Regions from separate parts of the Homo sapiens genome. Here region 1 is linked to region 2. A link is an interaction called in ENCODE POLR2A ChIA-PET data of the cell type or tissue named here. Cell type or tissue: GM12878. All regions are shown on one strand.

The links. Peaks named below come from ENCODE experiments on the same cell type or tissue, not always from the same donor. Only the 100,000 strongest peaks of a DNase experiment are listed, where the experiment ranks them.
Region 1: POLR2A ChIA-PET joins it to region 2 with 5 read pairs; 2 of 35 experiments call an interaction of 5 or more read pairs at or near these places.

The regions. Positions count from the first base shown.
Region 1 is chr6:78,118,551-78,126,550 of GRCh38, forward strand. The region is part of intron 2 of LOC105377865 (a long non-coding RNA gene); the gene reads right to left. Among named protein-coding and RNA genes, the nearest start is that of MIR10524, 420 kb to the right of the region's middle. In GM12878, no CTCF peak of the experiment used is centred here; no DNase peak of the experiment used is centred here.
Region 2 is chr6:77,982,434-77,990,433 of GRCh38, forward strand. It overlaps LOC105377865 (a long non-coding RNA gene), which reads right to left. Exons shown (of 6, transcript XR_002956359.2): 3 at 916-1,008. Among named protein-coding and RNA genes, the nearest start is that of MEI4, 330 kb to the left of the region's middle. In GM12878, no CTCF peak of the experiment used is centred here; a DNase peak (open chromatin) is centred at 4,409.

The DNA.
Region 1 (8,000 bases), 140 kb after region 2:
TCAGAGCCTTCTGCTTTTACAGCTCCACTGTATTCCAGAGAGCAAGACTCTGTTTCAAAATAAAAATAAATAAAAGTATACAGGAGAATGGGCATAGTTTATTTGCCAATATTATGCCATTTTCTATAAGGGAATTGAACATCCTCAGATTTTGGCATCTGAAGGAGGTCCTGGAACCAGTCATTCATGGATGCCAAGGGACAACTCTGTGTGGTATGGTGTCGGGTGTGTGTGTGTGTGTGTGTGTGTGTGTGTGTGCGTGTGTGCGTGTGTGTGTGTTATTTAACCAGATAATGGCTGTTTCTCTGGGGAGAGTGTTCATAGAGATCATTACTCTGCCAGTTTGGAATTGCTGTATATGTTAATGTTTCTATTGTTGGGGGTGTGAAGTGCTAATGGACTCTTAATTTTGTTTTCAAGAATAGTTTGCAAAATTATTGAAGCCTTTAATCTATATGATAGGTAAAGTGGGCCATACATTCCTTTTCTATTAAAGAATTACTGTTTAATAGACTATAAACCCCCTTTTATAATGATAAAATAATTTGATGAGTTTCAGGAGATTAAATTCATGTGCTCACTAATTTATAATTAACTCATAAACAAAATTTACCAAATAATTTATTTTTGTTTTACGAAGCTTCAAGGATTGAATGAGTGAGTAATGCTTTATGTCAACTGTTTACTTGCCTCTAACAAAAATACATTCAATCACAAATAAAATTTCGTCTGTCCAGTTTACATGGGAACCTGTCAGCACCAGCACGTCAGAAGCCATTCATAACTAAGCATGAGTTGAGCATTTGAGAATCAAAACAAAACAAAAAAAATGTCTATATATTTTGTCAGGTTAGATCTAAGGAAATAGAAAAACAAGACCCCCTTTTAACAGTTACATGTCTAAGTTATCTAAGTCAATATATTTCACAGAGGTCCAAAGATATACAAATTACTGAAAACTAAACACGTTTTCTAAAATATGCAAATACACAATGTCTGAGATCTTTCAGTAAAAGTCTCTGTGTGCAACATACTGTTGTGATATAGTTTGACTCTGTCCCCACCGAAATCTCATTTTGAATTGTAATCCCCATAATCCCCACATGTCTATGGAGAAATCTGGTGAGAGGTTGATTCGATCATGGGGGCAGTTTCCTCCATGCTGTTCTTGTGATAGTGAGTGAGTTCTCACGAGATCTGATGGCTTTATAAGGGGCTCTTTCCTCTTTGCTCCTCACTCTTCTCTCTTCTGCTGCCATGGGAAGAAGGTCCTCGCTTCCCTTTCACCTTCCACCTTCTACCATGATCGTTAAGTTTCCAGAGGCCTCCCCAGCCATTCAGAACTGTGAACTCTTTCCTTTATAAATTACTCAGTCTCAGGTAGTATATTTATAGCAGTGTGAGAACAGACAAATACATGTGGTAACATGTGGGTACTCCCCATGGTTCATTTCTAAAGTTTTTGTTTTTCAAGCTGTGTTAATTTTTCAATCTTGAGCTTATGGCCAGTGAGGGGACTGGCACAAACAAAAGCATATAGACATACATAAATACACCACAATGAACATGCACATGCACACACTCACACACATACACACACACATCTGATACAGAGAGAGGACCTAATACTTTTAGTTGCCTTCTCTGAGATTTTCTGTGTGTGTGTATGTGTTTTGCATTTTCGCCACAATATGTATAGCTGGGTTTTTCTTCTTATTCAACATGGTTTTTTTCAATATGTTTTTTTCATTTTGAATATAAAATTTTTTCATTAATTCTGGAAAATTCTCATTCATTTTCTTTTCCTCATTGCTTCTAATTTTTTTTTAAGTTGAACATTTTCATTCTGTTATCTATGTGCCTTTTTTCCAATTCTCATATTGCCTTTCCACTCTGTGTTCCATTTTGAGTAATCTCAGATATATATTCCAATTCATTAGTACCTTTTCATCTAAGACTAATTTAGTCTTTAACATCTATTGAGTTTTTAATTTTAAGAACTTTGGTTTTTCACAATACTTTCTTTTGTTCTGTAGATTGCATGTTTACTCTGTTTATAGTTTCTTTTGCTGTTTAGAAACTCTTTATTTTAATTAGGTGCCAATTGTCAATTTTTGTCTTTGTTTGATTTGCTTTTGAGGTATTAGTCATGAATTCCTCACCTAGGCTATTGTACAGAAGAGTATTTTCTAGGCTTTCTTCTAGGATTTCTATAGTTTGAGGTCTTATATTTAAGTCTTTAGTCCATCTCTAGTTATTTTTTTAATATGGTGAGAGGTAGGGTCCAGTTTCATTCTTCTGCATATGATTAGCCAATTTTCCTAGCATCTGTTATTGAATGGGGTGTTTTTCCCTGTGTTTTTCTTTTGGTCATCTTTGTCAAATATTAGTTGATTGTAGGTGTGAAGCTTTATTTTTGGGGTCTTTATTTTGTTCTATTGGTCTATAGATCTATTTTTGTACCAGTATCATTCTGTTTTGATTACTATAGCCTTGTAGTATAGTTTGAAGCTAGGTAATGTTAAAATGACTAATATCCAGAATCTGTAAAGAACTTAAGCAAATCAATAGGAAAAAAAACATCAAAAAGTAGACAAAGGACATGAACAGACACTTGTCAAAAGAAGACATATAGTCTGCCAACAAACATATGAAAAAAATGCTCAATATTAATAATCATCAGAGAAATGCAAATTAAAACCATGACGAGCTATCCTCTTATACCAGTCATAACGGCTACTATTAAAAAGTCAGAAAATAATAGAAGTTGGTGAAGTTATGGAGAAAAGGGAAGCTTATCTGCTGTTGGTAGAAATGTAAATTATTTCAGCTCCCGTTGAAAGCAGTGTGAAGATTTCTCAAATAACTAAAAGTAGAACTACCATTTGATCCAGCAATCTCATTACTGGCTATATACCCAAAGGAAAATAAATCATTCTGCCAAAAAGACACGTGTACTTGCATGTTTATCACAGCACAATTCATAAGAGCAAAGACATGGAGCTGGGCGCGGTGGCTCACGCCTGTAATCCCAACACTTTGGGAGGCTGAGGCAGGCAAATCACGGGGTCAGGAGTTCGAAACCAGCCTGGCCAACATGGTGAAACCCCATCTCTACTAAAAAATACAAAAATTAGCTGGGCGTGGTGGCACACACCTGTAATCCTAGCTACTCAGGAGGCTGAGGCAGGAGAATTGCTTGAACCTGGGAGGTGGAGGTTGCAGTGAGCCGAGATCGCACCACTAAACTCCAGCCTGTGCAACAGAGTGAGACTCTGTCTCAAAAAAAAAAAAAAAAGAGCAAAGACATAGAATCAACCTAGGTGGCCATCAGTGGTGGATTGGATAAAGAAATATGGTACATATACATCATGGAATAGTATCCAGGCAGCAAAAGAATGAAATCTTATTCTTTATAGCAACATGGATGCACCATTATCCTCAGTGACTTAATGCAGAAACAGAAAATCAAATACTGTACGATTTTACTTACAAGCTGAAGCTAAACACTGGGTACACATGGACATAAAGATTAGAACAATGGACAATGGAAGCTCCAAAAGTGGAGGAACAGAGAGGAGGCATGGTTGAGGACTCCCTTTTAGGTACTGTGTTCACTATTTGGGTCATGAGTTCAATAGAAGCCCAAACCACAGCATTACACAGTATATCCATGTAACAAATCTGTGCATGTATTCCCCCGCATCTAAAATTTTTTTAAAAATAATTTTTATTTCCAGTTGTATTTACTTATTTTCTTGTCATTTCTAATACTGGTAGTTTTTATCTTATTTATCTTGTGGTCACTATTCTCACTTTTGTCTCTAGCCAAATTACCTCATGTTCTTGAAGTATTAATTCTCCTGTTGCTACATTTTTTGGTTTTAAAATCCATCAGATGGTTTTTATTTTGAACTCTAGAATTTTGCAGATCATACTTGGGTTCACCAAAACTGTAAACATAAATATTTCAATCATTAAAACTTTAAAAGAAGAACAGCAACAAATCTCTGTATCTATTAAGAAAATGGCTAGCAGAAGGAGACAGTCATTCCCTGAATTCTAAGCCACTAATGGCTTTAATATACTGGATCTTCATTCTGAAAGCCTTTGAATATGCTCTGATGACAATAGCTCTTTTCTGCTCACCTAGACACATTCGATAAAGAGACAAAATAGGAGATTCTAGGTACTTCTAGAGAGTTCACGACTGTGGATCAAACTCAACTCCAGTGCATTCTGCCTCATGTACCTTAATATTTGCTGTTGAGAACATTGCTTGCTGCTAAGGAATTAAGCTATTTATGAGTTAAATGTTTTGCAATACCCTAAAAAGGGGGTTGATTTTCAGAAGATATTTTATTTCCTAAGACATACAACTACATGTAGAGTTTAAAGGTGTCAGCTGAAGAAAGAGAAGGTTCATCAATTTTGAAAGGAGAGCTTTACTTCTCATAAAGGGTTACAGGCTGCAGGGTGGCCATTCTGAGAAGCTGGGAAGCATAGCTTCTGGCCAGAAGCAGAAACTAGATAATTTGAGGTTGGGAAGAATAAGACAGGGATTTATGCTGAACAAGGTGGCCAAATATACATATTTAATAAGCCACGGAAGGCCATGAATATTTATGAAAGGAGAAACAAACACACGTGCAATTGAGCTTTGTTTCTCCCCATGGGACCCATGTTCAAAAAATGGGGGTGTTAGCATGATCTGTGGGTGGAGTTTTAAGCCCTCTCATGTCAAAAGGTGGAGCAGATGACACAAAAGCCCTTACTGTGAGTTTTCTGTAGACTGGCTAGAACCACTCATTTCTTGTGAGGCAAAAAGGGAGGAGCAATGTCAAGGAGTTAGTTAATACTAATGGTGGAGTCTTTTGAAAGGGCTAGCTTCTGTTTAGCTCTTGGGGAATAATGATTAATGGTGGTTAGCAGGGGAAGGGTATAAACAAGTCATGTATGACCTCCCATCGAGTCATGGCAGAGAACTCAGCTTCCAGGTTTTCTCTGGTGTGTCACTGACCAAGAGATGACCTGTTTAGTTGGTTGAGGGACTTAAGAGTTTTATTTTTATTCCTCAAAGTTTCCAACTATCAAAATTCATAAGGAGAGATGCTTAAAAATATTTTCACATCCAAAATCTGGCTCAAGTTATAAAACTCATCTTTGATTTGTGTTAATTATATGACCTAAGAGCTTTCATGGTAAAAAGTAAAATTAGCAAAATAAGACATTTTCCAACCTCTGTCATTCCACATCCCTTCTTCCATTCATATACACAAATTTATTTTTGAACTCCTACTTTTACATGGAAGGCATATAATTACAGATAATAAATCAGATAAAGTCTCTGCTAAGATTAATGCAAGACATACAAAATGTAAGAAGTAATTGTATTTATTAAAATAATAAAACTATTAACGTTTACTTCTTAATTGTATACTACATTCTTTATATGCATTATATCAATTAATCCATGAAACAATTCTAAGAGACACTATCCCACATATTATAGACGAGAAATCTGAGGACTGAAAGATTAATTTGCTATGACTACTCAATAGTAGATTTTGGATAGAACCAAGACAGGCTGAATTGAACAGGGGAATTTATGGTAAGTTTGGAAAAAATTAACATAAAAAAACGTGAAGAATGTATAGCATTTAGCACAAACTGGAGAAGGCTATTCTAAGAACAAGCATGTAAATAAGCCTGGAGGTACGAAAAAAACATGCCGTGTCTAGAAATTTTTGTGTCTGGAAATTTTTAAGTAGTTCAGTCCAGTTTGTCAAGACGTGCAAGGCTAGGCACATCAAAGGAAAGATGTTCAAGAACTAAAAATGCATCCAGAAAAAAGAATCTGGAGTTTTGATAATGGGGTTGCTGTAAGTGCAACATAGAATCACACACATATTTTAAGACTGAGAATGACATAATTAGAGTATGGGCAATAGGTTAGAGGGAAGCCAGATCAATTTGGATGCCATTGCAATAATCAAGGTAAGAGATAATATTGATTTACATGATGGTAGTCAGTGTGACAATAAAAAGCTGACCAGGTTTGATAATAAAAGAATAGAAGGCAAATTAAACAAGATTTATAGTTTCCTGGATATTGGAGTAAAAGGAAAGTAAATAGTTGGGAATGACACTCAGGTTTCCAGCTTTAACAGCCAAGAAAATGGTGGTGTCATTACAAAACAACAACAACAACAACAAAAAAAACGGATATATTTGTGAGGCATATGGTGATTTTACTCACATTGTAAACATGCTGACTTAGGTGATTGGTCCATGCAGAGAGTTGTGTGGTAGGAAATCTGATGTTGAAGTCTGCATTTCACCATAGAAATTGGAACCAGGGATGTCAATTGAGAATTCAGCAAACCAGAGATAACAGAGTGAATGAGATTGTCAAAGAAGAGGCTTGGAATGAGATTAAAACTTTGCCCAGGACAGAAACCTGAAAAGAAAAACACTTCAAAGTACAAAAGGGGAAAAATAACTTGAAAGAGAGCTGATAGGGAATGAAGTAATCTGAAAAAAAGGGGCTGGAAACAGAAAATGGAAAACTAATTTCAAATTTATTACTAAAGTTGTAACAAATGAAACAATGAAAATGAACAAACATGGAAGAGTTATAACTTGAATTTTAGTTTCTCTTTTTACTTATAAAAAATGCTAAGGTATTGGATATTTCTCCAAACTTCAAAATGGAAACTGAATATGCTAACTACATTGGTACTAGTGGAGGCAAGCTTAGGGAATATGATAAATCAGTTAATGCAGTGCATCTTTTATGTGAAAAAATTCTCCTGTGAAAAGAGAAAATAAAACAAGCAAGTGGGATCCCTGAGAGAAATAAACTGTACTATCAGTTAGAAAATGAAATAGATACAAAGGATCTTCTTCACATATTTTGTTGTTACAAGGATAAGCCAAATGAAAAAGCAAATACGACAAAGACAAAACAGTAGAGTCATCACTTGGTATCTGTAGGATATTGGTTCCAGGACGAGTCTCAGATACCAAAATCCACAGGTGCTCAGGTCTCTTATATAAAATGGCATAATACATATAACCTATGGACGTCCTCCAATATACTTTAAATCATCTCTGGGTTAGTTATAATAATACAATGCAAACATTGTCTAAATAGTTATTATACTGTATTGGTTGGGGAATAATGAGGATAAAAGAAATGCCTGTACTTTAGCAAAGGTGCAAATTTTTAAAATATTTTTGAAATATTTTCAATCCACCAATGCAAAACTCATGGATACTGAGGGGTGACTATACTGCATCAAAATACAAGAAAAGGCCTCAAAGCATTATGGATGGTTGTTCTTGTTTTGACCTAAAAAATCAACTTGTAGATTCCTAATTGTTATCACTATTTATGAGTAAATTCATAAATTTTTATTCAATATAAAGTTATTTCACTTTTAGAAAGATGATGTTAAAAGGGATAACATATAGCAACAGCTATTTAATGTTTTCCTGGAAAGGGAAACAAACCAGTATTTCCTAGTTTCTCTTTACTTCCTCAATGATAACTTCTTTTCCCACATGGTTACATAGTTTACAACTTAGTTTCTTAGGCTGTGAAAATAAAAAAACAATTTGATAAATAGGAGTTTTAATATTTTAATAATGAAGATCTTACAACATGTTTTAATTTAGTATAAGCACTAATATAAAATGTTTATTTAAAAATTTAGAAATCTATAATTGTCTAAAACTAATATATGAATTAAATTATAACAATACTCCCAATATTTTAAAAGAAGGGATAGAATTGGACTAACTATTCATTATTACTTTTTAATCAGTTAGTTAATATAAAAGAATAAATATTTAGATATAGTAGAACATGTAACAAAAAGAAAAAGAATACTTATATTACAAAACACTATGACATGATGCATTCAAATTGATATACTAGAAATAAATAATCAAATAGATCGGTAGAGCAGAACAGAAAAACATGAGATTGCAATAGA
Region 2 (8,000 bases):
TTTTTATGTGTCTTATTGACCTTAAATATATTAAGATATGTATGTCCATAGATTGAATTCTTTTGAATCAGCTCAAACCAATACTTGGCAGCAATGCATATACAGATTACTCAATTTGGAATTTTTACCTTTTTAAAAATTAGCACTTTTCTTTAAATCACATCTCATTGCACTTGGAAACATCTGTGACAAACAGAGAGGAGGATGAGCTATCAAGACAGAGTGTGGTATTTTCGAACTGATGAAGCCTGCCTCTTGCAGAGTCTCAGCAAGCAGTGAGGTGGAAATTCACACAGAGAGCTAGATAAGGTGCCTGGCCTATATGCAACAACTAGACTTTCATTCTCTATTTATATTTGAAACGTCTTTTGTTTCTTCAAGATGCATGAAATAAAATTGAGGAGTACATAACAAAAAGTCAAAGGAGTTTGATAATGACTTTGGGACTGAACAGAATGGCCTATGAAGAGTCAGAGCAAAAGCATATTTTTGACATCACATTTACATGTAAAACAACACTTTGAAACTAGATTTTTTATTCTCCTTATAAAGTAGATATTGCATATCGCAATCTGTCAAAAAATAAAACTACCTATCTTATTTTTGGAAGAAATTTTCATCCTAAAGAATCATTTCATCAGTGGTGTTCATTAATGCACAGCTGCTAAGCACCTGTGCATGCATGCATTGGCCCATGAAGATAAGCAACTAGAAATTTTGGTCCCCAGGTTCTGGAGATTCTATGCATATATATATATATGCATATATATATGGAGAGAGATATATTATACATACATATTTTCATATATACATTTTATGTATGTATGTTATATACATTATGCATCTTACCATATAAACCAAAATGAGTAGTGACACTGGTGCATTTAAACTGATCATTATTCCCTAAGTGCTTACCCTTATGGAAACCAACTTTGGAGGTTAGAACATTCTTTTTGGAGTATCCTTTCAGAAAGCTGGGAGCCACATCCAAGCGCCACCATTCATTACCTAGGAAACCAGAGGAAATTCATGTAACCACTGTCCTTTATCTCCATGTCAACGACCTGAGGGATGTGTACAGCACATGGTAAAAGCTTCATAAATGTTAGTAATTATTATGCTTATATTTCCATAAGCTGAAATGCTCTTTTCTCCCTTTCCCATCTGTTTTTACCCTTTTAGTCCTTCAAGGCTCACTTCAAATACAGAAAGAATAATCACAATAGCAACAAGAAATTTCCCTTACTTCTCCAACTCTACATACACAAAACTATTTGTATATCACTGCTCTCATGGAACACCTTGTTGGGAACACCATATAGTGGTTATAAATTGGTGAGGAGTTTGGAAAATTTGGAGTAAATTAAGCCCTGGAAAGCTTTTTCATGTGAATAACTCCTAATTTTGATAGATCTGCGGATGAGCATTGGGGAAGAAAAAATTGGGGCATTGGATGCTTTGATAAAGATCCCCAGGAGTACATATAAGACCTCCTTCTCCCAGACTTCCTACAAATCTACTAATGTATTTCATTATATTAGAATACAATGTATTTCACTCTATTAGAATGCCACACAATGACTTATCAATTTCCAATTTTTACCTCTTACCACAGAGTCTAACACATTATAAGTATTCAATAGACATATGTTGACTGACTAAATGAAAAATAGCTTTTGTTCTTCTCTGTGTTAAACAGTTCTAACTTAAAGAAAATGGAAGTTATCTATTGTGGACTTCAAATTGGTTGACTAGAAGCATTTCACGCTCACCTCCTCCACTTAAAAGATCCAAAATAGTGCGTAATCATACTTCAAATACATTATCCAAGAGATAACACTGGAATTCAACTGAAAAATGACAGGAAGAAACAAAAGCAAGGGAACAAAAAAAGAGAGACAGCCTGCTTGGCTGGTATGAGCTGGAAGCCAGGAGGAACTGCCCAATGTAGGGAATGAGTAAGTGAGAGATTCCCAGCATCTCACATTCCCAGCATGGAATCATGAAATCCTGGCAACAGGAGTCCCTCAACCCTTTCAAGACCTGAAACTAACATAAGGAGGTGCCAGGAGACAATGAGATGGAACCGCTTTAGGGAGAGAGCTTGCACTTGTTCTCGCACCCTTTCTGAGTCATAGGTGGCTACAGCAAAACACCATTTTCAATCCCAGACTTTATTAGACTGCATATTGTCCTTGGGCTCAGCAGCCCTTACACTGAAGTGCTAGGAAAACTTGGGCAGTTGCTGTTGGGACTGGGCCATGACCTGGGAATAGGCTGCTGCAGCCAAGGCTGAGAAGCCAGTGAGGTGTGGGCTTCAGCTACTGGTGTTGAGAAGCAAGTGCTGCCAGGACTGAGAAGGGGACACAAGTGGGACATGAGTTACCACTGGGACTTATGGTGGGTCTCCTGTAGCTGGGCCTGAGGTGTGAGCTAGGTGTGGGCTACCACTACCAGGGCTCAGAGATGAGACCCACTGTGACTAGGGCATGAGAGGGACATGTGTTCCCCACCAGCTAGCTTAGACTGTGGCCACTGAGTTTGGGCTCACCTTCCTCAGTGGGGCTAACACTACTGCTCACCCAGCATTCTACCTGGGTACTGAGGATCACCCTCAACCCACCAACCTTGGCTAGTGGCTGTTCTCACATTTGGGAGGCTTGAGCACAAGCCTGCCAAACCCAGCTTTGCCCCCATCTCTAAGACAGAGCACATGCTTCAAGGTCCTAGAGATTGCCCAAAGCAATTCACCACCCTGGGCACCTGAGCACTCCTCTTGGGGGCCTAATGTTCAGCTTAAACTCCTGGCTCTTCCCACCTTATCTGGCACCTACCTACAAGCACCACCTGAGGGCCCAGAGACTGGCCTACCCAGCCCACTGCAGCCACTACTAACATCAGTGTACATGATTTGGGACTCAAGAATCATCCTGCTAATGCTACTGGCATTGCGTATACAAACAAGCTGTCCAGGGACCCAGTAAATTGAAAACCTGCCTGGTCCATCTCTGCAACTATCAGCATTCAAGCTAGCCACCTGGAGGCCCAAGAATTGGCCCTCCAGTAACCACTACCACAGGTGCCAGTGTATGCCACCCTAAGGCATAAGGATCAGAATGCTCAGCCCACTGCTGCCATCACTAGGGCCTGAAGACTGGCTACGTGACATCCCCATCCCCAGTATTACTTTACTACAACCTCCACTAATAACTGCACCCTAACCCACTAAGGAAATCACAGATACCTCTAATGCTGTTTACAGTCAAAGAAATCATCCAGAGACTACACTATTGCATGTATACAGAATCAAATCCAAAGTGCCCTACCCAATCAACACCACAGATATATATTTGGGAAAAAGTCATCCTCTACAAAAGTCCATTCAAAAATATGAAAAAATGGCTATTACACCAGATGCACAGATATCAACATAAGGACACAGGAAAAATGCAAAAGCAAGAACATTTGACACCTGCAAAGGAACATAATGATTTTGCAGCAATAGATTTTTAATCAAGCAGAAATTCTCAAAATCTCAGATAAAGAATTCAACATATTAATTTTAAAGAAACTCAGTGAGATACAAGATAATTCTGAAAAATAATACAAATAAATCAGGAAATCAATTCAGTATATAAATGGGAAATTTTCCAAAGAGATAGATATTTTTAAAAAGAAACAAATAGAAACTCAGAAACTGAGGAATTCAATGAAAGAAATACAAAATGCATTAGAAAGCTTCAACAATAGACCAGACCAAGCAGAAGAAAGAATCATAGAAAATGAAGACTGGTCTTTTGAAATAATTCAGTCAGACAAAAATAAAGAAAAAAAACCATAAAAAAGAATGAGCAAAGCCTCCATGATGTTTGGGACAACAAAAAGTCACCAAATATTAAATTCTTTGTATCCCTGAGGGCAAATAGAGAATTAAAGAATTAGAAAACCTATTTAACGAAATAATAGATGAATGCTTGCTAGGCCTAGCAAGAGATTTAGACATCCAGAGACAGGAGACTCAGTGATATTCAAGCAGATACAATGCAAAAGGTCTTCTTCATGGCACATTATAACTAGACTGTCTAAACTCAAAGAGCAAAGCCTAAAAGCAGCAAGAGAAAAGTTTTTAGTCACCTATAAAGGAAACCCCATCAGATTTCACAGCAGAAACCTTACAGGGCAGAAGGAAATCAGATACTACATTCAAAGTACAGAAAGAAAATCATGACAGACAAGAATATTATTCAGCAAAATTATCCTTTACAAATAAACGGAAGATAAAGTATTTCCCAGAGAAGCAAATGTTGAGAGAATTTGTTACCACTAAACTGATTCTGCAAGAAATGCTCAAAGGAGTCCTATACCTGGAAGCAAAGGATGATATTTACCATTATGAAAACACAGAAAAGTATAAAACTCCTGGTTAAGCAATCACACAAAAGAGGAAGAGAAAAGACTCAAGTGGTATCACTACAGAAATCCACCAAACCACAATGACAAATATTAAGATAAAAAGAAAGAAACAGAAAATATGTAAAACAGCTAGAAAACAATTAGCAATGTGACAAAAACAAAGCCTTATATATATCAATATTAACCTTAGACAAAATGGATTAAATTCTCTATATAAAAGATATACAAAGATTTAGTGAATTTAAAAAATTGATCTAACTATCTGCTGCTTACAAGGAGTTCACCTTATCAGAAAAACTTATATAGACTGCTAGCAAAGGCATGGAAAGATGTTCCATGAAAAGAAACCAAAAGTGAAAAGAAGTAGCTTTATTTATATTAGATAAAACAAACTTTAAGTCAAAACATTTTTAAAAAGACAAAGCATATCCTTTTTTTGAATTGATGCCTTATATGGGCCTCATTATAATGATAAAGGCACCAATCCAGGAAAAGGATAAAACAATTCTAAATATATATGCAGCCAACATTAGAGGAACCAGAATTATAAAACAAATATTACTAGATCTAAAAAGAGAGGTGCACTACAATACAATAATAGTGGGGGACTTCAACACCCCACTCCCAGCATTAAACAGAACATCTAAGCAAAAAATAAAAACACTTTAGATTTAAACTGGACTTTAGACCAATGGACCTAACTAACATTTACAGAACATTTTTTCAACAGCTACAGAATTCACATTTTTCTAATCAGTGCATGGAACATTCTTCAGGATAGACTGTATGTTAGAAGAAGCCTCAACAAATCTAAAAAAAAAAAAAACATAATATCACATCAACTATCTTTGTAGAGTGCAAAATAAAAGTAAAAATCAATACAAAGAGGAACTTTGGAAACTACAAACACATACAAATTAAACAACATTCTCCTGAATCACTATTGTGTTAATGAATAAATTAAGATGGAAGTTTTAAAAATTTCTTGAAACGAGTGAAATTGGCAACACAACATGCCAAAACCTGTGAGATACCATAAAAACAGTTTGTAGGAATAAATGCCTACATCAAAGAAGTAGAAAGATAACAATCTAACAATGATCTTGAAGGAACTAGAAAATCAAGAACAAACCAAACCCCAAATAGCAGATGAAAAGAAATAATTAAGTACGGAGCAGTACTAAATGAAACAGAATTTTTTAAAAAATGCACAGGGCCAACAAAATGAAAATTGGTTCATTATAACTTAGACAAAAAGTTGCAGATTTTGTCAAACATGTGGAGGAAAATAAAACATGTCTTATATACAGTATGTTATTGGTGTGGATATAAATTACCACAGCCATTATTGAAAACTTGTGATTTCTCTAAAAACTGAGTTACCATTTGATTTAGAAATCCCAGTACTAGGTGTCTACCCAAAGGAAAAGAAATCAGTGTATCAAAGGGATATTTGTATTCACAAGCTTATTACAGCTTTAATGACAGTAGAAAATATATGAATTCAACCCATGTCCATCAATGGATGAGTGGATAAAAAATATATATATATTCCAATGTGAAATTAAATATATATGACTTCTATATAATGAAATATATTTATGTATAAATGCATTTATAAATATATATGTATATATTTATGTAATATATACTTATAAATATGAATATGTACATCTGTTATTAAATATATGTGTATATATATCACTTACATATACATTTCATTATTTTTTATGGTCATGTACTATTGCATTGTGTATGGATTGCAGAAACATGGATAGAGGAAATCACTATGTTAAGTGAAATAAGCTAGGCACCAAAAGACAAATATAACATGTTTTCTCACTTATATGTGGGAGTGAACACATTTGATCATGTAGAGATAAGGAGTGGGAAGACAGAGACTGGGAAGGGTGAGTGGGGGATATAGGGAAGGCTTAAGAGAAGTGTGTTGAAGGGTATGAGCATACAGTTAGAAAGAAGGAGCTAATTAAATGTTTTACAGTTGAGTAGGTTGACTACAGTTAACAAAAATGTATTGTACTCAGGCGATGGAAACTAACTGACTTGTTTACTATGCACTAGATATGTGTAATAAAACTTCACATGTACCCTATAATTTTGTACAACTAAAAAAAATCAAAATAAGAAAACAAAATGGATTTGCATGAGGTAGGTAAGTGGAGCTTACCATTTTAGATTTAGGAACTGTTATCACCATCAGCCTTACTCAAAACTGAAAAGTCTTATTTATCATAAGAAAATATATAGATATATAAAGATATTGATACAGAAATAATGCTGCACATTGAAACATTCAATTTTGTGATGGCTTGTCTGAAATTTTATGAAAATGTTATCAGAAAATAAAACAGTTTAAGAATGCATACCATCATTTTCAAATTATTTTATTAGCCCAATGATTCAATATATTTTAACCCCAATATCTCCTTTGCAATGTTTTATATGTTTAAAAATTCCCATGAAGATGGCATGTAATATCTACTGGATAATTTGATAACTGGATTTTTACAGTGTGAAGAAAATATGACAAACTGCTTAATTCCAAGTTGATTCAAAAAATAGATTTTGGTTTAAATGGTGTCCACTATTTGGTTCAAGAATAACAATTAAAAGAAAGAGGAGGTGCTGGGCACGGTGGCTCACACCTGTAATCCCAGAATATTGGGAGGCCGAGGCAGGCAATCACCTGAGGTCAGGAATTCAAGACCAGGCTGACCAACACGGAGAATCCCTGTCTCTACTAAAAATACAAAAAAAAAAAAAAAATTAGCTGGGCATGGTGGCACATGCCTGTAATCCCAGCTACTCAGGAGGCTGAGGCAGGAGAATCGCTTGAACCCAGGAGGTGGAGGTTGCAGTGAGCTGAGATCATGCCATTGCACTCGAGCCTGGGGAACAAGAGTGAAACTCTGTCTCAAAAAAAAAAAAAAACAACAACAAAAAAAGGAAGAGATAAGAAATTTGAAAGATGGCAGGGAGCAGTAGGAAGGATGAGAAGGAAAGGAAAATTTGTTTTTTTTCCATCTACATTGAATCTGTTTACTTGCGGTGTGCCCAAAACATGAAACAGGTTTTCAGAAAGTGTTCAGATTTAAAATCACTAATGTAACAAGTTCAAACCAAGTGTTTTTAATAATAAAGTAAAACACTAATCTGAATTTGATCAATCCATACCAAGACAGCCATTATAACAAGATCACCAGCAGTCACATCTGTAATTATTCAAGAGAAAGCACATGTTTTGAGATTCAGGAATGTAAAACATGAACTTGTTTTGTTGAATACATTAGAGAGTAAATTTGGCTCAGGCTGAAAATTAAAGCATGTTTCTAAATGTAAGGCACACCAAGAGACTGTTGTCTGGTAGTTTAGTAATTAAATTCCTCATGGAAACACTTTCATCATCTGTACAATTAGGATACTTTCATTTGCAAGTGTTAGAAACCCAACTCCAACTTAAGAAATGGAATTTAATGACTTACGTAATTGAGAAATCCCACAGGTGATGGTGGTTTAAGGCACAGCTGTTATTAGGCACTTAAAGATATTTTTCCCCTTCCTCTCCC